Linked DNA regions of Mus musculus: region 2 is linked to region 1. Evidence: chromatin contacts called from ENCODE Hi-C or POLR2A ChIA-PET data. All regions are on one chromosome and are shown on one strand. The core of a region is the stretch at or near the end of the contact, and the rest is flanking DNA. Distances in the headings are between cores, read along the strand shown. Region 1 holds the start of Tcea3 (transcription elongation factor A (SII), 3). Region 2 holds the start of Zfp46 (zinc finger protein 46).

Region 1 (2,639 bases), core at 54-2,553:
CATGTTCTTCCCCCAGGCAATCCATCCTCTTACAGACAAAGAAACCGCAGCCTCAGCCTCTCACCATTTTACCAACACCACCATCTCTCTCATTGTTACCAGGTAACAATTTCAGGAAGCCTAACACTCCTTGGCTGCTCCAGCCTGTCACTCATCCCGGGTCTGAAACCTCTCTTTGGGCCCCAGAGTTTTCCAATTTTCCTGGAATGTCCTGGCAATGCAGGTCCTGGTGCAACTCGTTGCTAGAAACTATGTAGAAGAAAAGGACCCCGCGGCAAGTCAGCATGGAGGGCCTCATTCACAGGGTCCCTGGTCTTCTCCCTTTCAGTCCACGCCCCTCTAGAATTGGCACAGTCGCCAGCTTCCAGCCTGAGGCAAAGATCGCTAGGTAGATCAAACATTAACTTTCCATTTGGATCCAGCTCGGTGCTACCCGGACTGAGGGCTCAGGGACCCTCGGGCGACCAGGGCTGCGGACCCCCACCTCCCGCCACAGTTCTCCTTCGTGCACCTCCCCCTCTGGGCCAGCCCAGGCCCCATCTTTTCCTTCCCCCGCCCCGCACCTGTTCACCTCCGCCCGCCAGGGCCCCATCCCGCGGCCAAGGAAAAAGTTGCAAACAGAACTCCTGGCACTTCAGTCACCGCCCTTCGCTCGGGTCTCCTGGGGTGTGCAAACGAGGCTCGGCGCCCCCTTCTCAGCCCGAAGTTCTCCGATCCTTTTTGAAGTCACCCAAAACGTGCCCCTCCAGTTCTCGCTGCGCCTGCAGCTCCCCGGGCCTAGCGCACATCCCGAACCCCCAGACTCCTAAATGTCCTCCCCTGGGTTTGTGTCTCTCCTTGCTCTTTCTCTGCTCCGCGCAAGCTGCCCAGGAGCGCACCCAACCCGTCCACAGTGACTTGCAACAGTCGCGCGCCTTAGGGGACTCTGTACGATCCCCTCCAGACCTGGCCATGCACATGCCCATCCTAAAGTGGCCAGCAAGTAGCCGGGGGACCCCCTGCCGGGCAACTCCTCCCCAGTCCCGTGTCCCCTGACCCGCGCGCTCCCTTCGGGCACAGGGCCGGCACGCCCACCAAGCCCATAGCTGGGGGAGTCTTGCCTCCGTGGCCCGGGGGCTGCGTTGCAAACTCTGCAGCCTCACCGTCTTCTTCCGGGACACCATCTTCTCCAGCTTTTTGGCGATCCTCAACAGCTCCTCTTCCAGGCCCATGTTGGTCCACAACGCACGGCGGGGTTAGGGGCGCAGGGCAGCAGCGGGCGCCAAGGCGCGAGCCGCAAGGGCCGCAAACACACCGGACACTCGAGCCGGGAGGGGGCGGGGCGCGCCCCTCCCATCGCTGGGGGGAGGGGTGGCGGGCACTAAATATAGACTTCAAGGACTGCCCGGGCAAAGATTGCCTGAGCCTGGCGGGTCGTGCCTCAGGGGGTGTGTAAGTGGGAGGGGAGGACCAATCTGGAAGAAGGGGCTCTTCTCTTCCAACTCTCCTAGGGGTGCCCCAGGCTCCAGGGAGATTCGAGCATGAGGGTTCGGGGGTGATGAGTGTCAGCATAGCAGTGGGAAGTACAGAGCTGCCGGGTCTCAGCATCACTGCGCTCCCAGAGGGAGCTATGCCCAAGCTGGGAAAGTTGGTGAATTCATCGCATCTTGGTGCAGATTTTGACGTCAGCTCTGCCCTAACTTAGGTAGGCTCCTTGGTGCGCCCAAGGCCTGTGCCGTACACGTACTCGCGAGGTATACTCAGAGCCCTTTGCCGGCCAGTCTTTATTTTTTCTAACAACCTCTCAAAGGGGTATCGGGACCACGCTCCGAAAGACTAAGTTTTGGGTGATTCCGGTACACAGGGGGTGGGCTTGGAAGAGTAATTTGGGGTGGAGGGAATAACTCTGCCTCCCACTCTCGGCTCGCGAGCGGTAATTCCAAGAATTCGCTGAAGACCTAGTTCCCCTCCTGACAGAAAATGACCTTTCTGCGAGGGTCTCTGATTTGAAGCGGGGCAGAAGAGGGCTCACAGTGTGTGAAGGAACTTTCTGAGATAACCTCAGAGAAACAAGTCTGGAGCCTGTTGTGGACACCTGTCTCCCAACTGCTGCAGTGTGATGACGGTCAAGGTTTTTTGTTTTTTGTTTTTTTTTTTTTTTCATTCGACAAACGGTATCCAGTCAACTAGCAAGAAAAATCTCAGGGGCGGCAGGCTGGGCAGAATAACCATTAAAGAGGACTGTATTCCTCACAGCTGGGGTGGGGAGAGGAGGGAGAGAGGGCAAGTGTAAGGCCCAGCTGGGGCCTCATCCCCGTCCCAAGAAGTGAAATTTATTGCCTCAAAAGGCAGAATGGAAGTTTGGGGGAGGGGGAGGTCTGTGTAGTCGGTCAGGCCGCAAGCGGTTATTCTATTTACTGAGCTCCTACTGTGTTCCAGGTATTTCTAGCGTCCTGAGCCAGACGGCTCTCCTGGAGCACTCAGAGAACAAAGCTTGGGGATCACTGACATGTCAGCAGGGGGTGGGGAGGTGAGGAGGTGGCCGGGGGAGGAGCTGAAAAGTCCTTGGCTATAGCGGAGTGTTGTGGAGAGGTCCGGGATGGGTCCGGAAGGGCGGGGCCTTAACACCATGTGGCCAAAGCCAGGTTTTTCTTCAGTGG
Region 2 (2,639 bases), core at 36-2,535, 38 kb before region 1:
CCTAAGAGGTAAGACAAGATAAAAGTCCTCACTCACCCAGTGAGACAACATTTCCGTAATTCTCCTGCATCACATCCCTGTAAAGATCTCTCTGTGTAGGATCCAGAGGTCTCCATTCTTCCCGAGTGAGGTACATGGCCATATCTTCAAATGTCACAGGGGCCTGAAATCACACAACGCTTCCTCACTACTTGGTATCTAGGAGTTTAGAACCAGCTTTTCTTCTTGAAATTAGAGACATGGTTAGAAATGTCGAGAAGGCAGTGGCATTAAGTCTCATCTGTAGAGTCCGAAGGAAAAAAAAAATAATAAAGAAAGAAGAAAAAAAGACATGTGGTCAAAAGACAGGGGCAATCTACTAGCTTCCCGCTCAGGCCGTCCCTGCCCACTTTGGACCCTTACATACAAGGCTCTCCTTTTCTTAGACCAGTGAAATTCTCGTCTTTATGGCCCAGTTCTAGAGCCAACTGCTGTTCTGTTTCTCCCCACCCTTTATCACTCTTCGCTCCATCCTTGGACACCACATCTAGAATTAACCACTCCTCGACTTACTATTTCCCACACCACAATACGTCCTTGCTCAGGCCAACAGAATACTTACCATATCGCATCCAGGTTAACCGGACACACCGTTCTCCCTACAGATTGTTGGCAAGAAGGGTACCACCCATCTTGTTTGGTTTTATTCTCCTCAGTATTTAGTCTTACAGTGGGTGTTCTATATATGCTTGTATATGGTTATATTAGCCAACTCGAAGCCCGTATACTAAGCAGAATAGCAAAATGAGCTTATCCCAGGGAATTTCCTATAGGGGTTTGCAGACGGGGAAACACCGGGCAAGATGGGTAAGCAGAGCCCTCGGGGCTTACCTGAGTCCCAGACATGAGCAGGGTGGCTGCCATCTCGGGCTCAAGCGTTCGTCTCCTGGGAGAGAGAGAGCAGGAAAACCAGCTAGCAGACAACGTTGAAGGAGGCGAAAAGCAGGACGTGAGGCGCGGCAAGAGGCCCTGCCCACTACTCCCTAGGGCTGGAGTTCTGGTCGCAGGGTATGAGGGGAAGGCCCAGGACTGGTCACTCTCCTCTCTGACTCCCGAAGAGTCACCCACTCTCCGTGTCTCGGTTAATATCGAGTACGTGCAACGTTAGGGTAGGAGAGGGCAGGCACTGGCTGGGTGCCCCCTAGGCTGGGGGGTCAGGCCGATGCAATTCAAGGGAGGAGGCTTTCAACCCAGCCCATAGAACGCCTCTGCTCTGCCATCTCCGGGCTGGGACCTTTCCGGCAGCAATCCCAGCCAATCAGCGAAAAGAAATCGTAAAATATCTGACCAATCAGAAGCCAAACCATCAGCCCTCCTCCTGCGGCGTGGCCGGGTAGCTCCATCACGCGTGCGCGCACCTCGCGGCCTGACGGGACTTGGAGTTTCACTCTGGCGTACAAAGGCCACTTAGCAGCCAAGAGCAGGGGAGGGAAAAGAACAAAAGGGAAGAGACAGGACCGCGACCTTCAAGACCAGTGAGAATACCCCCACACATACTTTTTTCTCGGAAACCACAGCACGACTCAGCAAAGGAAGCGTCTGTGTTTTTTTTTTTTTCTCATGGCCCTACGACCATCTTTGAGTCATATATTATCCGCGAGGTTAGATTGAGTGTGGAAGCTCGGGCTGACCTCAGCTGAGATCACCCCTCATTTGACAGCCCAGGCCAGAGCGGGAAAAGGCTTCTTTTCCCTCCCTTGGGAGACTCCCTGGCCGGGATGGAACTTTGGGCCCCGCCCACGGACTCCCAACACCGCCTGAAGCTCTCGCTTTCTGGATACTGAGAACTACAACTCCCAGTAGGCCTTCCGGCAGTCACAACCCACCCCAGACTACATATCCCACGAGGCCTCGCGTCCCCTGTCCGGTGCTGGAGTGCTGTCCGCGGCCCGGCCCAGGGTGTTCCAACGTTAACCCTGTAGGGAGCGTCTCGAGCTCTTTTATAGAGACGGAGCTCAAGTGCACCCATCTAAGTCGCCAAAACATTGAAATCAGAAGCGGGGGGGTGGGGTAGGGTGTGTAGGGAAATAGCTGGCCCTGGAGTGGGAGACTCAGGGACTTGGTACTCTTGAGGGTGTCTCTGCTGAAAGGAATCTTGGAGACCTCCCAACATCATGAAAACCTTAGGCCTGCGACAACCTGGAGTCCTAAGGATGCTAGTAGTCTCTGTTTCAAAGAAATCACAAAACCAGATTAGGACAGAACGGACAGGCTTACCTCCTGGTCTGTGGTCGCTGGCTCCTCAGAGATCTAAAGAGGCCTGACGTTCAGAAAGGTTCTAGATATCACCAGCAGATTCCAGAGATCTCAGGGCCATGAATAGAAATCCGAATCCATGGATTAACAGGCAAAGGGCAGGGTTTGGTTGTAGGATGAGCACAAAGCTTCAAGACTGCAGAGACTGTTCTATAGCTCCGGGAAACAACAATCTCATAAACAGATCTCCGAGGCCACAACAGCTGGCCAAGAAACATCAGCGTTGGCTATGCTGCATTCACTCAGAATCCTCCAAATGGAAGGACTTGTAGCCTTTCCTTTCCCTAGCGGGGATGAAGGAATTAGACAATGGAAGGCGAGGGCTAAGCAAAACAGGGATTCTG

What was found. A loop is a pair of places that touch in the nucleus more often than their neighbours do. ChIA-PET counts read pairs that join two places held with the same protein, here RNA polymerase II (POLR2A).
Region 2: POLR2A ChIA-PET joins it to region 1 with 19 read pairs in embryonic stem cell. The contact joins the promoter of Zfp46 here to the promoter of Tcea3 in region 1. A Hi-C loop is called at or near these places in 1 of 37 maps with a recorded cell type or tissue (v-Abl transformed pro-B cells). POLR2A ChIA-PET finds 5 or more read pairs at or near these places in 3 of 5 experiments (all embryonic stem cell).

What each region holds. Positions count from the first base shown.
Region 1 is chr4:136,246,621-136,249,259 of GRCm38, reverse strand. It overlaps Tcea3 (transcription elongation factor A (SII), 3), which reads right to left and starts at 1,303. Exons shown (of 11, transcript NM_011542.2): 1 at 1,143-1,303. The coding sequence starts at 1,211.
Region 2 is chr4:136,284,713-136,287,351 of GRCm38, reverse strand. Zfp46 (zinc finger protein 46) reads right to left here and starts at 1,285. Exons shown (of 3, transcript NM_009557.4): 1 at 871-1,285; 2 at 37-280. The coding sequence starts at 142.